Linked DNA regions of Homo sapiens: region 2 is linked to region 1. The links are chromatin loops, found by intact Hi-C in ENCODE. Cell type or tissue: IMR-90. All regions are shown on one strand. Links, peaks and the distances in the headings refer to the core of each region. The heading gives the core; the rest is flanking DNA. Region 1 overlaps CHL1 (cell adhesion molecule L1 like). Region 2 has its middle 32 kb from the start of LINC01986.

What was found. Peaks named below come from ENCODE experiments on the same cell type or tissue, not always from the same donor. Only the 100,000 strongest peaks of a DNase experiment are listed, where the experiment ranks them.
Region 2: it touches region 1 in a loop (10-fold over the local background); 14 of 110 quality-filtered maps call a loop at or near these places.

What each region holds. Positions count from the first base shown.
Region 1 is chr3:350,831-359,176 of GRCh38, reverse strand. It overlaps CHL1 (cell adhesion molecule L1 like), which reads right to left. Exons shown (of 28, transcript NM_006614.4): 11 at 4,406-4,537. Among named protein-coding and RNA genes, the nearest start is that of CHL1-AS1, 31 kb to the left of the region's middle. In IMR-90, for the core only: a CTCF peak has its summit at 4,621 (motif pointing right); DNase peaks (open chromatin) are centred at 3,326 and 4,646; H3K4me3 peaks cover 228 bases; H3K27ac peaks cover 1,629 bases.
Region 2 is chr3:39,597-47,942 of GRCh38, reverse strand. No RefSeq gene overlaps it. Among named protein-coding and RNA genes, the nearest start is that of LINC01986, 32 kb to the right of the region's middle. In IMR-90, for the core only: a CTCF peak has its summit at 4,875 (motif pointing left); no DNase peak of the experiment used is centred there.

The DNA.
Region 1 (8,346 bases), core at 164-8,163:
TTTTAAAGGTGAGGGGACTGGATTACAGAGAAGTTGGATGACACATCCCACAACATTTGGCCACTTTTCTGACTCTAAAAGCCCTGCCCTTGCTATGATACTATGTATGTGTATATCTTTATCTATATCTATAGTATATATATAGATATAAATATATATTATTATATTATATATAATATCCGTATATAATATATATATATATAACATATATTTTATATATATAAATCCAGTGGGAAGGAAAACATGTTAGCTGGAAATGTCAAGGGAAGGGCACAAATGCAAAAATTTTTAGTTTAAAGGACATTACAAGATTAATAATCAATCGAATTCTACTTTTCTGATTGTCTCTCCATTATACGAGATAATGACTATACTAAGCTTTAGGTTCTAGAAAACATGAATACTACATATTGAAATAAAAGACTTACACATCTTTTTCTGCCTAGGAGTCACAAATGAAGATTTTTTTCACTTGACTGTGAGCTCTCTAAGGGCAGGACCTGAGTGTGAGGTTGTGCAGTGTGTCCCCACTGCCCAAAGAGCAGCTACCAGAGAAAATCCAGCCAGTAAATACTTATTGGAATGACTTAAAATGTTAGGTTGGGTAACCTTTATTCCTGAAAGGCCCCTGTAAGTAGGCAAAACAATAGCCCCTGAAAGATGTACACGTTCTAAGTCCCAGAATGTATGACTTTGTTACTTTACATGGAAAAAAGGGACTTGCAGATGTGATTAAGATTAAGGACATTGAGGTAGGAAAATTATTTCCTACATCTGGATGACCCAAGTGGGCTCAATGTAATCACAAAGCTCCTGAAAATCAGAAGGCCCTCCTTGGCTATGGTCAGAGGGAAATGTGACCATGGAAGGATGGTCAGAGAGATGCAGTGTAGCTGGCTTTCAAAATGGCGGAAGGGAGCCAGGAATGTGGGCAGCCTGGAAAAGCTGGAAAAGGCAAACGAAGGAATGCTCTCCAAGCACTTCCAGGACATGGCACTGCTGACATTTTGATTTTAGCCAAGACTCGTGTTGGACTTTTACAGAAATGTAAAATAGTGTACATGCACTATTTTAAGACACTAAGTTTATGGTAATTTAATTTGTTACAGCAATGTTAGAAAACTAATACAATCCTGTTGAACAATTTATCACTTATTTCTTGCAAATTAGCAAGATGAGTAGCTCTTCCAAGTTTTTAAAGGCTAAACTCTTTAGGAATGCTGCAAAGCACTGAGTCTCTAATCCCACTCTTCACTTCCACACCCCACTCAGGGTCCTAAGACTTTCAGAGTTAACGCCATCCTCCCATTTAGTTCTCCTTATCCCGTCTGATCCATGCATGGCTCTGAATTAACACTGCATTACAAAAGTAAGAAATTAGACTATATAAATGATACTTTATTTAAGTAATTAAACATTGCTTAAATCTGCCTGTTGGCATGGGTATGGAAATTGTTGTGTATTGACAAAGGCTAACAGAAGCTCCCAGGATTCAAGAAGGCCAAGTCTTTATAAAACACACTAGTCCTGACATACTTCAGAAATTCTTTCTCAGTTTTGTCTTTGGTCAACCCTGTGAGAAATCATGCAATAAAATGGACGAAACTTCAGCTCTGGAGTTAATCCTTCCTGGGTTTAGTTCCTGGTTTTAAATGTACCTGGGTTGCATTCTCCAGTAAGTAATGTAACCTCTCTGAGTCTCAGTTGCCAATGGAGAATAATAGAATCTATTTTTCAAGCTGCTACGAGGTTCAGAAATATCATATGCAAAGCATGTGAAAAGGGTTAGTCCGATAATCAATAATAGCAATCATTTTGATTTAATTTTGAAATAACATGGGGAAAGGATATATAACCTCTAAAACTAAAATAAGCTTAAAGAGGTTTCAAATCCTCTAGCCAACACTCTGTCATCAAATATCCCAGCCTATAAAAGTTTACGACCTGTTTGCAGGGCAACAAGTAGAGCCAGGGCCAAAAGCTGTGAACAGAACACCGAGCTTGGATTCCAGCCACCTGGCTTTGGTTTGAAGTCTACCATTATTCAGCTGTGTGGTCTCGCATAAGTTTATTTTCAGCCTTGACCTCCTCATCCATTAACAAACCTATTGGCTCAATTTCAAAATAAATCCAGAAGCCAACCATGACTGCCACCAATCTAGCCCTGAGCGCAGAGCCTCTCAGATGGCCTCCTACCTAGTATCAATCACACAGTCCATTCTCCATTCAAAGGCCAGGAAAATACCTTGTAAAAATGTAAATTAGATTGTGTCACTCTTCTGCTTAAAATTCTCCAAGAGCTGCCTAGTGTATTCTCAAAATCCCAAGGCCCTACTTCGATGTTCATCTTTACCTGAGCTCTGGCCCCTTCCCCTGCTGGCGGATCTGGTGGCCTAGGGCTGCCCCTTGCACTCCCTCAGCTTCAGTCACACTCACCTCTTTTCTCCTCCTCAACACACCTCTCCACTGAGACAGCACTTTCCCTGCTATTTAGGTGGCTGACTTCCTCACTTCCTTCCCATCTCCACTCAAAGGTAAATTACCACAGGGGTCTTACTATTATGATCTTAAGATTGCAACTCTGGGTCCTGAACCTCTTTCAGGCACTGCCCTTACCCAGCTATTTTCTGCTTTATCACACCATAGCACACACTCATGTGTTATTTGTCTAATGGCAGGAGAGCAAGGATTCCATCCATTTTATTCACTGTTGTATATCTCAAGCATGAAGTCCAGTGCCGGGAACATAGAAAGTACCCCATAAATATTATTGAATGAACGAATCAGTTAAATATGAATAATAGCACCTCCTTTATAAAGTTCTTTTGAGGATTCTAAGTAATTTGTGAATGTCTTTTGTAAACAGCCAAATACCATCCAAATATAATATTTTATGATTTTGTGTTCCGGAGAATCTGCGTTCCTTACTTTTGTAACCTGAACATTCATTATAAACAAAAGTTGCTTTCATTTCCCTTCGTCTACCCAAAACCTCATTATTATTTTTCATTTTTTATTCTGTTCCCTAAAGAGATGAAGAGAAAAATCCCAAATCTGAAGATAGTTAATAATGAGGACTAAGGTTTCCTGAGTGTCTGTTATGGGAAAACAATACCAACCAACCATACCTTACGGGGGGCTGTTTTTGTGGCAGTCCCCGTGCTAAGCATTCTCTGCATGATGTTTCCTTTAATCCACAAAACAACCCCGTGAGTCAGTGTTATTTTTATCCCAATTTACTGATGAAGAAATGGGTTTGAAGAGGGTCAGTGATACTCCCCGTCACGCAGCTAGTAAGTGGTAGAGTCAGTATGCAAACCCAGGCAGTCTGGCTCCAGAGTTTATAAACCATCACAGTGCTCTACAGATGAATCACTGCCCTAGGCAGCTGGCCACATTTTTTTTCATTCAAGCACAACCAACCGCCACTATCTCCATTTTGCAGTTTAAAAAACGTAAGCTTGGGGAGATTCAGAAAACACCTCAAGATGAAACAGCTGGCAAGGTGCACATCCTAGACGGGACCCGAGGTCTGTTATCCACCAAGTGGCTCACCCTTGACTTGTGCAGGCCCCAGAGCAAAAGGACAAATGGAAGCCACTATCGTACCTGCTCTTAATTAAGCAATTGACACGTAAAAATATGTTCTATCCTTCTTCCTGAACAAGGACATCCAAAATAATCTGAGCTCTAGGTTCCAGTGGAAGATTTGGGGACTCCTTGGAGCTCTATGCTGAGCATGGTGAAATGGGGAGAGTTGGCCCTCAGTGCTGGGCCATTCCTGTCTTTCCCCGCCCAGCCCATTTGGAGTGGGCTCAGGGTGGACCGGGCATGGGGATTTTCAGGTCTTTGTGCTTGAGGTTGGTAGCAAATAGGCAGTAATGGGACCATGTTCAGACTTGGGATGCCTCCTTTTCCCTGAGGATGCTTTCAAATCATGGAGACAAGCGGGACCAGAGGGTGATCAGAGCAAGTCCCTTAAAAGGGCAGAGCCCAGGACAGGTGTTGCTGTTGCCTGAGCCTAAAGGAGGTCCTGACTTTGAACCTGTGCCCTCAGCTGCTAGGCTACTGTTCTGTTTCTTCTCAGGGACAGGAACAATAATTGGCTTTTTTCCTTGGATGCATCCTCTTTCTCATTCAATTTTCTTTTTAAAAATTAAAAATCTTTATTCTTATATATAATTTATAAGAGGGCACAGGCAGTATAAATATTATTTATGGCTCTTCCATGAATATCAAGTCTTAACAACCAAATTGCTTAGAAATAAACAATCTCTGATTTGCTGGTTGTATCTGTCCTGCTAATCCAACCACATACCAACTTCATTTTACACACGTCTGACCATCATTAATCCCGTCAAACCAGGGCCTTCAGCATTGCATTGCAATTGGTTTTTAAACTTACTGTCAACTGGGGAGCCATTGACTCTCCACTTGATTGTGGGTTGAGGTTCTCCTTCAGCCTCACATAACAAGATGCCATTGCTTCCGGTGCTATACACAGCACTCTGAGGCTTCTTTGTCCAGCGAGGAGGCTCTGGATGTAAAGTGAAGAGCTCATGAGAGATGTTATCTATGTCAAAAAGTCCAAAAATGTTAAGGCCTGTATTTCTACTTTGCACCAGCAGAGGGCAGACACCACAAAGGGTTTCATAGTAGCTCTTTTTGGTAAACTTGCTCTGCAAAGCAAGGTGGGAGCTGCTTTTGTGTTGTATGGTGTGTGTGTGTGTGTGTGTGTGTGTGCTTGTGTTTAATTTGGACTCAGCATGTATCATACATCAACATACTGAAAATAGTTATATACAACCATTTTATTTAGCTATACAAGTAGCTACCCCACTAGGAAAAAATGAGGGAAGAATAAGCAGATGGTGAGTTTATTTAGAGCTCACTACAGGTTATTTTCAAGCTGCAGCATGGCATCTAAAAAGGTGGATACACAAGAATTATATTGTAAGAATTTTAAAAATAAAACTAATTAAAATATTTAATGCTTATTTTGAATATTTCTTAGTGATCTTATAGCATTTATACATATAATCTACTTGAAAAATATTATTTCCTAGAGTTTTTTTGTAAGAGGGGAGAGAGAGAAGCCCAAAAGCAGTGTTTAGCTTTCTGCAGTCAAAACAATGCAGCAAAATATACCTTAAAATTACCTGTATCTTTCTATGCCCTAATGCTCCAGTGTAACAATACTACAAAGTATGTCAGAAACAGATGACACATTTTACTGGATTTCCATGTTTTTATAACTCTATGTTTTATAACTTCATGAATATTGCTATGTCAGGGGTAACTAAAAGGTTTAGATTAAAGTGTTGATGGTTTGGATAATTTGATTTCAGAGAAAATTGCACAAAACCTGCAGGTAGCAACTCCCATCAAGTGTAGTTTGGTTATTTCCCCAAAGATATTTTAGATTTCCATTTTTAGCTAAAAACGAAAGTCTTCAAAGATATATGTATGTATACAATGAAAAAATATCATTAAAATTTTTCTAAGTAAAGGAAGAAAAAGAGGATTATGTAAAAAGGAAAGAACTGTAAGTTCATCAGAGGAAACAAAAGTACACAACTAGCCTTGGCAAGTTCAAGTTCAAGTCCAAGTGAGATAAGTGCCTTTGTAATTACTCCACAGGGTGTGGACTTAATTGTTAAATTCCAAGTTAAATATCTGTATTCATAAGCTGTACTACCTGTAAATGTTTAGTCACTTGGTTTAAAATACACTAGTCCAAATTATAAACTGCGATCATTTTCTGAGGTGAAGGTTTATTTTTGTCTATTTTGCATTTTTTTAATGATATCCTTACTTTTTTTCTGGTTATTTTAATACAACCAATATAAAACTAAATATCTGTAAGTTAGAGAAAAATATTCCATGAACATGAACATTATGGCATATCATATTTATAATAGAAAATTACAACTATTGCTTTCAACGTATGCAGAAATAAAGAAAATCAAGCAATAATGATATTTCTGTAAATCTTCTTGAATAATTACTATTGCCATTAGGATATTTACTATTAGGACTATTAGTAATATTAGTATTACTGAAAGAGGTTCCAAATTATCACGTCATCCAATCCTTTCATCTTACAGACAGAGGGCTGAGCTTTGGAGAAGTTGCCTAACTTGCCCAGGCCCACCAGCAAAGGAAGCTCCAGTTCCTGTTCTCGCCATTCCACAGATAAATACACAGCAACTATGGATGAGCAGCATTTAGACTCTGAAGTCATGTGGTTTTTGTTTCTAATTTAGTGTTATCTTATGAATTTGTATCAAAGACAGGAAAGAAGGCCAGCCCAATTTATGCTTCCAAATCCAAGCTCCCCCAATATTTATCAACTGACTCAAGAAGTTCTGAGCATTCACTAGGCTTCCTCACTATACTTTACCTTAACCCTTCTTTATAAGCTTTCTTTATAATTGCTTGAAAATTTACTTTAATGCTTTTCATCCATTTCTCCTATAGAAGTAAGCTGGTCCTGAATCATGTAATATTGGGAGGGACTTGAGTCAAGCTTGTTCTGCTCAGAAACAGCTGCTTCTTGAGCCTTAAAACCAAAAATTCTGAGGAAAAATACCATCCTCATAGAAACCCATTCTTTTATCTATTATCCTAAGACATATGGTAACAGATGAAAATTGCTTATGTTGAAACTTTATGCATTTTCTCATAATTGTAAATACAAAAATAAGATGATAAATATTTCTCATGTTGCTGGAAACAGATGCAAATGTCTGAACATTGGGACTATATATTAAGCAAGCTAAATAGAGATGTTTATCACTAGGAAAAAAACAAAATAAAACAAACTTGGTACCTATAGAACATACAACACTGGTTATTTTTAGTAAAACTGTTTCTTCACAGGTTCTTATTAAAATCTATATTTTAATAAATCAAAACTTGTTAGGTTCAACAAAAATTGGATTTAATCGCAACATTTTAGAAATAGGTTTGTTATTTGAAAACAAGGATTTCTCAAGTATATTAATGACTGAGTTGCATTTGATTTTATGACAACCTTTGAAAATGCAAAAACATTTTGGATTATACTATGGCTCTATAATTACATATAAATGCTTTCCTATTTCACTTACTAAAATTCAAAGGCTTTAAATAATTCAAAAGTTGACAACATAAAAATTATTGGTGGGAGCTTATTTTTAAATAGTCTATTGAAATGTGATTGTGATTATATTTTGATTTCTGGATGTAGACTGTTTTAGATGTCACTATAATATATCTCTTTTTATTGAATGTGTAATTAATCATATCTTAGATATTTAGAATATACAGTTGTACCTAGTCAAGACATCCTGGCTGCTTTTGCTCATACATATTATAGGATTTGAAGTGCAGTCTGATTTTATATTTAGGATGTTGCAACCTAAATTACAAGCTCATAGTATTTGATTATATTATGTTTGGTAATAGGAAAGACATTGCACATACAGAAAGAATCCAATCGAATCCATGATTTTACTTAAGCACAATGGGTGTTTTCAGAATGGAGTAGATTTTCAAAATATACAATAGCATTGCTATTTTCTCACATGGCAAATCCTTATTATTTAATGTGGGCTTCTAAAAAAGAGACAAAAAAGGAAAAGGAGAGGGTGCAGGAAGGCAGAAAAAATTGAATAAACACGAGCTCATCCATCCAGATGATTAACAAAGTTTTTATTTATTACCTCCACACTTTAGAAAAAAAAGTAAAGACTTCTTAAGCTCAATTTGTTTTTCATGTGTATAGGTAAAGAGAAACTTCAAAAACATACAACTGAAGGTACATTTAATAGTTTCTTACTAAAGAGAGAGGATTAAAAGTTCTTCATAAAAACATCATTTACATCTCAATAGTGCTAATAGCTGTTTTATGAGTAGTGAGAACAATTTGTTCAGGAAATCTATATTCCTTTGGAGTCCTATAGTCAACATTTTAAATTGCATAATTAATGTTACATCTTTGATTTCGTTTTTTGCAACCCTTGCAATTCTTTTGAAAGGTTTGGTTTTATAGTCAAGAAAACTGTGGCCAGATTGTTAAAATATTCAGCTACCGTAGCTATGTTCCAGCCATCTGGAAGTGTTTCTAATAGTCAGCAACTTGGAGGAGAATCTAACAATTAGATATGTCTGGTTCGTGGGTGTGTGTGTGCCAGGGAGGGGAGGAGGGGGTTACAGAAAAATACCCCTGTTGCACGATGTAGCCAAATTATATAGAAACATCAAATGATGACTAAAAATATACATAACATAAATCTTTCAAACTCTTCTTCCTTGAATTTCTTTGTGAATAATTTAATGTCAAAGGAATATATCACTGTTTGG
Region 2 (8,346 bases), core at 209-8,208, 310 kb after region 1:
TCATTTGAAGTTTATGATCATGGGGAATGGCTGGAGTGACCTTTAACAGGCACTACCCACTCAACAGAGTTTTATAAAAACTATTGAGGAAAGCAAACTCTTTTCAAGCATTTTTTATCACTTTAGAGGCACTATTTCAAAAGCTGTTGAATTAATTGAAATAATTTTTACCTCCTTATTTAAGAAAGTCTCCTAGAATTTCTATCTTATTAATGCTACTAGCTTAGTTTGAGTTCATTTACATCTTAAAATACCACTTTTAAAATTTTGATCTAATTCTTGTCATTCCAATCACTATCAGTTCTTTGTTTGATGCTATTTATTTTGTATTGACTTAATAGAATAGATATGTTTGTCCATCTAAAAATGTTATTTGGCAAATATTCAATGAAATTATTATGCATTGGATACTTTTCTAACAATGTGGCTGTTTTGGAGACTTTAGGGATGGGTTTTCGTGCAATACAGTTTTTTAGTGCTCAAGTCAGGCTGTCTTTTGATAATTACCAGTTTTCTTGTCCTTGTGTCCATTTCCAGTGTAGGAACTGCTTTTTGTTGAGTGTGGGTTCCCTTTTTGCAGCATGGCCCAGCATTTGGTAGAAGCTTATTTTTCTTAAAAAACAAATTAATGAGTGATTCAACAAATAAGTGACTCAGGCTTTTATTTGTTGTGCACTAAATCTGAAGTCAATAATTTTAGAGACCATAGAATTATTTGGCAAAGAAGATCCTGGCATGGTATTCCATCTACATGGAAAGGAGCTACAAGGATCCAAGAGAGCAGGGAAGTGGAAGATTGCAAGAAGACAACAGACAGGCACCAAAGTGCTACATAGGCACAGAGGGTCCAGAGAGTCAGCAAGAATGACCCCTCAGTGAAAGTCCAACTATGGGGCCAGAAATGTTAGCTATATCCCCAAATCAGTGAGAGGCAAATAGGGGAATATCTCCATGTTTGAAAAACTATACATTTGTTTATTCACTTTTCACACAGTTGTTAATCTCAACTATTTATAGTGTACTACTACTATTTACCAGATAGTATATTAGCTGCTGTCTAGAACATATGGTTATGTCTGGCATCTGATGGTTGCTCAATATCTGTTTAATAAACGGAATTGGCTGAAGAGAAGTGACATAAAGTGAGTAAGGCTGAAGTAAATCTGGAACAAAGGGAAGAAAAGCCAGGCAAGTTGCCCATGAAGTAGTGAAGCAGCCATGAGTCTCTCCACAACTTTCTCTGCACCTTATCAGCGACACTGAACCTCACTCAGAATGTTTTGCAATCAACATGCTATCCAAATTTGTTGTTATATCTTCTTATATAATTTATCATTGGCCTTTCTGTTCTTAAAGTAGAAGAGTGAATTTGAGTTAGAGAAAATTTCCTGGCTCTTGAAGAACTGCAGTCAATGTGTCACAAGCCCACAGTCCCATGTGGACTCAGTAATACCTACAGTAGAAGTAGCTATGACTGGATAAACACAAAATCATACATTTACTAGTTTGTCATCACTCCTGTTTTGATCAGCTAATCTGTGTAAACATGGAGATGAAACATTAAGAGTAGGCAATCCAAAGAGCAGTGAAAGAAACAGGTACTTTTTTTGTATCAAAAATGTTTTTATTATCTCATTGAGTACTACACTGAGCTGCTGAGTCTTATGGTGAAATAATTTGAAGCCTAAAGATCTTCTTCCAGTTTTTCTGTATACAACCAAAGGCTTATGACCATATTAAGTATGGGGAAGAGAATTGTCCTTGTGTATCTACAGTTCCTAAGACTATTTTGCATACAATAAACTGATCAAAATCAGCTAATTGAACTGAGTTTGGAAAATGCATGTGAATTCAGTTGGCAGACAGAAATCACGCTGTCAGATCAGCTATAGCATATAAGAGGGGAATGAGAAGACAATGAAATCAAGGATGGATTAATCTCAAAAGGGAGAGAATATGCACTAACAAATCCTGAAGTGGAATTGGAAGAACAGAGATAATAGCCATGGATCAAGAAGAACAAAACAAGCTGATAATTGAGGAGTCCTGTTGATCGATTCACATTTTAGACCCTAATTTTGACACTGTCAACTGATAAACATAGTCTTCCAGCATTTCTTTCAGAGGAATAGCTCATATGTCTATTAAATATGAGTTAAAAATGACCTGAATGTCTATGCTTCTTTGTAGTAATAATAATAATTTGAAAATCTTGGCATTTCTAGAAACTTCTGTAGGTTAAGTCATATCTCATCCCCCAAAATCTTGTCTTTCATGATGCCAACAAATACTTGACATTATGTAGGTAAATCAAGTGTTGCAAGAAATGTTTATGTAGTCTCTATACATTTAAAGCCAACAGCTTTACTCCCTTTCTTTTGAAGCATAAACTCCATTTTGGATGATGTGGTGGTGAGGTGTTCTGGTTCTTATGCAGCAAATCGACGGCATTAACATGTTTCAACTATACATTATCTGAGAAACTATCAGTTTTTAAAATTTTTTATTCATAAAATATCAAGGACTAACAATAGAAATTTATGGCAAGCCTACTATATAACAGTAAGAAGGAATACATTAAAAAAGAAACCAAAGCCACTCCTGTTAAAAAAAATAGATTAAAAAAGCAGTATATAATTTGTTTCCTAATTGTACAGTGTGGACTAAAATTTTGTAGATGTCCAGAAGACATCATGAGTAAATATTAATAGTTGTAAAGGCCAGGAGATTAAACTTGACATGCGGTTGGCTCCGGATGTGACCTTCGGACTCCCTGACTAGAAAGTCACTTGCTTTTTTCCAAATACTCCAAAACTAGAAAAACCTAGCTTGGAAAATTTGCTGAGCCAGGAAAAAAAAGAAGAAAAACTGATTATGCACTAAACTCTAAGAAGATCAGAGAGCACATTCTCAAGACAAACCTCAAAGGTGAGCAATCATCTGTTTCCAAGAAAACAGGACTTGCAAAGTCTACTCCGGCATTTTTGCCAAAGAATATCGAGTTTAAATAAAGGCAGGCATAAAATGAGCTTTAAAAGATTCACTGAAAATATATTCTTAAAAAAAATGTGCCGTGGCTAATGAAATGGTCACATTAATAAAAAGATCATTTCAAAGTCTATTTTACACTTTTCTTCTCCAAAGAAACTCAAAGTCATTTATGATATTACCCGAGAGCCCAAACTGTCAAATACTAGAGAAAGTAAAGGTATGAAGTGATGAAAATAAATACCTGAATCATAGTTCTCACACCCTGACGAATCACCTATGCTCTTAAAGTGCTCTTAAACTTGACTAAGCTTTTACGCAGAGTAAGTGAAAAGTAAGGGGAGGTTGGTGGGTTTAAAATGGGTTCTTACACAATACATAAACAGACGTTTTATGGGGGAAGAGGGAAAGGCAAAAGGAGTAGCAGCCCCGGCACTAAAGTTGAAAGTTCAAAGCTTTCCCTTGTTAAACTCTGAGAGGGTACAAGGAGCACACTGGATTCTCCTGGCTCAGAGAAAGGCGCTCAACTGTGAATACGGTTCTAAAGACAATGTATCTAGCTCTTTATCTTTATGCACACACACACACACACACACACACACACACAAACAGGCACATGTATACACATATGCACCTACACACACTCAATTTGCAATCTCCCTACTTGCCTACCAAAATCTCAAATACACATGCAGACACACACACATGCACATTAGGGACACACACATGCATGCACACACACCAGCACACTCTTGCACATGCCTGTGCACACACGTCACACATGAACACACCACAATGTATATCTCACACCCACACACAAACGCGTATGTACACAAGTGCACATCAATGTATGCCAATGCGTGTGCCATACTTGCATATGTACTTCCTGCAGACACACATGCACAGACTCTCATACACCCAACCCTCACACACTTATGTAGTGCACATAGGAAAACACACAACAAAACACAGAGATGCACACACATTGGGTAAGTATTCACTCACATATCACAAGGCAGACATGCAGACACTCATATACATCCATGCACACATGCACACAGGCACACATACAGATACACTTGCAGGCACAGGTGCACATATAATAATCAAACACTACAGATTAAATACGTCTCTACTAAAATGTTGGGAATTTTAAGTTATAAAGAAGGGAAATGAAAAAAGAAATCAGAAATCAATACCCGTGTTATTGGATAGAGTAAACATATCTTCAAGTCCCTGAGACCTTCCCTTGCAGAATGGAGATTGCCATTTTAATTCAAGAGAAGCCCAGCGTTAATGCCAAAGCAAGTTATAGTAGGTGTGTCTAACTCTAAAATGTCGGGCAGCACTGCTTAATCCTCTAAATACACAATTCAGTTCCCAGCTGAGTTGAGCAATTTAATCAAGGTCACTGAGAACGGTAAACAGCCGGAGCTTGACTAACATTTGAACATGAACCACAGGACCACTCCCCTAACTTCATTTCAATATTTCATTTTATAAACAAGATAGGGAAATGAATTTAAAATATAGATTTCTCCATTTAAAATTCTATTTAATTCATCATCATAGATTAGAAGTTTGACAGTGATGAGGTGCTTATAATTTATGTATGAATCTGTTGCATTTTAAGCGCATTCATACACATATGGAAGATGGAGATATGTGCATGTAATTGGTGTTCTCTGCATTGAAGACGTCCAGCTAGCAGCCAATATACTTTGTGGATGCCAAATCACGCTATTTTAAGTATGATTAACAACAACAAATTAGAAAGAAAAACATCTCCAAAGCTCCATCTTACATACATTTAAATAATTATTTTTGTGTGTGGAAAGACCAATATTCTGCAGGTGTGCGATATAAAGCATAATTCTTTACCACCCTCTTGTGGTGATTTTAAAGGACAACTTTCTGATCATTGAATCTCCCTCCACGTTTCTAGAGTAATATTGAGCCTCTACACTTCTTTTAAGGTGAATCATAAGAAATTGCAGATATTTGACAATTTTTGACCTACAGAATGGTGATTTCATATGATATTGCTGCAATTAATCATTGTCCATGTGCTCTGAAGCCAAGGAGAATTCATGTACCATTTACTTGGATTTTTTAAAATTGTCCTTTCATAAGAATTCCCTGTCTAGCTTTAAGAGTAAACAGAATTTCATCTTACCCTTCCTATCCACAGTTTTCTTGCTAGTTATCAACATGACCTAACTCGTTAGAGTCGGTTCCATCCCTGTGCTGTACACATGATGCCTTCTTTCCTAACTCTGCTCCTCACTTCACTGGGGTCCCTTCCTGCCTCATCCAATAGCTATGCAGTCTTCATTACCCAGATAGATGTAACTTTCTTGGATATATCCAGTGCACTTAGATCTGTGCCTTCTCTCTATTCCAATGGCTATAACCTGAATCTCATCAATTAATTGTCCTATACTGTCTTATTTACCAGCAGTCTTGTTTTTATCTCCTCACTTATACATTAATATATCAACTTCCCAACCATATGCTGTGAGAGGAATTTCTCTCTCTGTCTCTCTCTCTCTCTCTCTCTCTCTCTGTCTCTGGTGCAGGCAGAATAATGGTCTCCCAAAGATGTCCATAGCTAATCCCCAGAAACAGTGAATATGTTAGGTTGTATAGCAAAGGACAGTTAAATGTGCTACCCAGCTGACATTAAAATAGGAAGATTATCCTGGACTTTCAAGGTGGACCTAATGTCATCTCCTCAAAAGTGCAGGAGGAGACAGAAGCAAGAGAATTGGAAAGACGGCAGCCTCAAAAGTATTCAGCCAAACCTTGTTGGTTTTGATGATGGAGGAAGGGAGCCATGAGCCAAGGAATGTGGATGACCTCTAAAAGCTAGAAAAAGCCACAGAATGGTTTCTTCCTTACAGCCTCCAGAAGGACTGCAGCCCTACAGATACTTTCTTTTTAGCCTAGTAATCTATTTTGGACTCTGACCTCCAGAACTATAACATAAAATATGTATTACTTGACACTAAATTTGTGGTAATTTGTTGCAGCAGCAATAGAAAAAGCTCCATCTATTCATGGCTTTAGACAGGCTTTGGTAGGAGAGGTCTTGAAGTAGAGGGAAGAAGCATAGAGAGGAGACAACACAAAACCTAAGAGTCTCTGTCTTACACAGGCTGCCATTATCTTTAGAGTTAGAAAGACATGGCTTCTACTGACCCCACTACTCATTAAACTCTTGAACATGTGGCTCAGCCTCTCTAAGACTCAGCTCCTTCCCTCACAATGAAAGAAAGGAGGATTTATAAGGTATCATCCAACATAGGCTTATTAGGATTTTAGATACATAAACTTCTAACTGCTAAGCTTTACAGGCATCATTTAGCAAAATTTCTCTTTCTCTATCTAAACATATCCATTTTGTAGGAAATTCTCAAGCCTCAGAATAGATAACAAATGGAGTATGTAAGGGAGGAAAAATCTTTTCCCTTTACCCATCTGCAAGGGACTGAATGTTTGTGTTCCCCAAAAATTCATGTTGAAATTCGAATCCCAATGTAATGGTGTTTAGAAGTGTCACCTTTGGGAAGTAATTAGGTCATGAGAGTGGAACTGTCATAAATGGGACTAGTGCCCTTAGAAGAGGAGGCTGGAGAGCTAGCTTGCCCTTTTTACATTATGTGAGGATACAAGGAGATGTCAACTGTGCAAACTGGAAGAGGACTCTTACCAGATCCTAACTATGCTGGCACTCTGATCTAAGACTTTCAGCCTCCAGAATTGCGAGAAATAAATATTGAGTCTATGGTAATTTGTTATAAAAGCCCGAATAGAATAAGACACTATCTTATGTTCATTGTAAACTAAACTCACAAAAGATAGATTAATATGAGAAAAACAAAGAGTTTATTAATGTGTGCAGTGCACATCACTTGGGAGAAACCTCAGTGACAAGTGACTCAAAGGGGTGATTAAACTTGAGCATACCAGACTGGGCAGCATAGCAAGATCACATCTCTACAAAAAGTACAAAATTAGCTAGGTTTGGTGGAGTGCACCTGTAGTCCTAGCTACTTGGGAGGCTAAGGCTAGAGGATCCCTTGGGCCAGGAGTTGGAGGCTGCAGTAAACTATGATCACATCACTGCATTGCAGCCTGGGTGACAGAGCAAGATCTTATCTCAGGAAAAATAAAAAATAAAAAAAAAGAACTTGTGCATATATAGTACCTTAGCAAATAATAATAAATGTGTAGAAAAGTGGCAAGACATAAGACAAAAGACTGTTAGCCTTCCAAGGGCTATAACTTGTGGAGGGCTATATATAGAGGCTGAAACTAATAGAAGATACAATTTCTTTTAGTAAAGTTATGTAGGTTCCTCTGGTGCCATCTCTGGGCTGATAAGAGTCTAGCATTGTCTCAGGTGATTAAGAATTGTTCTAGTCTTCCTGGTAGAGAAAGGAAGGACAGAGAGTGTGTCCTGTGTCTGTTTTTCCCTCAGTTGCCTTTAGCTCAAAACAATTCTTATGCCAGAGTAGTCTATTTCAGGGTGGTATACTCTGAACCCCTCAAGTACCTCAACCTAGATTATTAGCTCAGAGAAGATATCACAGTTATGCAAAAGCCCATTGATGTTGGGAACATGTAAACTTTGCATGTATTAACAGGAGCAGCAGTGTACCTTTAGTTCATTAATCAACTCTGTCCCTGTTAGCTTCAACTAGCATTTATGCTCGAGGAGCACAGATTTTCGGCAAGGCTGTGATTGCCGGAAGAAGTCATTTCATTCTTCGAAGAACTTGGTGGAATTGAAAAGACTAGAGACTGGCTTTAGTGGTTGCCATCCTCCCATCCAGGATACTCTTAACACGTACTGGAATACTGCCATATCTTCTAAACATCAAAAAAGAAAAGAAAAAAGTTAAAAAAAAAAAAAAAGCCTTAGGAGTCTCGTTCAGCTCTGACATATAAAGAATTTGGACGTCATACTTGGCCTATGACAAGAAACAGTTGAACCAACTGAAAATCAGTAACTTTTCTTGGACTCATCGGGTGCATCCAGAGAGACATACCTGAGATCTACTTACCTGGAAGAGAACAAGCTGGTGCCATACACTGATAGGAACATTCATTTGGTAATTGTAATGAATTGCTGTGGGCTGTGTATGAATTACTGTGAGAGTGAGAAACTATTAGGAGCTGGATATTTAGGGGTAGGGGTCTCCCACACTTTTTTTTTTTTTTTTTTTTTTTTGAGACGGAGTCTGGCCCTGTCGCCCAGGCTGGAGTGCGGTGGCGCCATCTTGGCTCACTGCAAGCTCCGCCCCCCGGGTTCCCGCCATTCTCCTGCCTCAGCCTCCCGAGTAGCTGGGACTA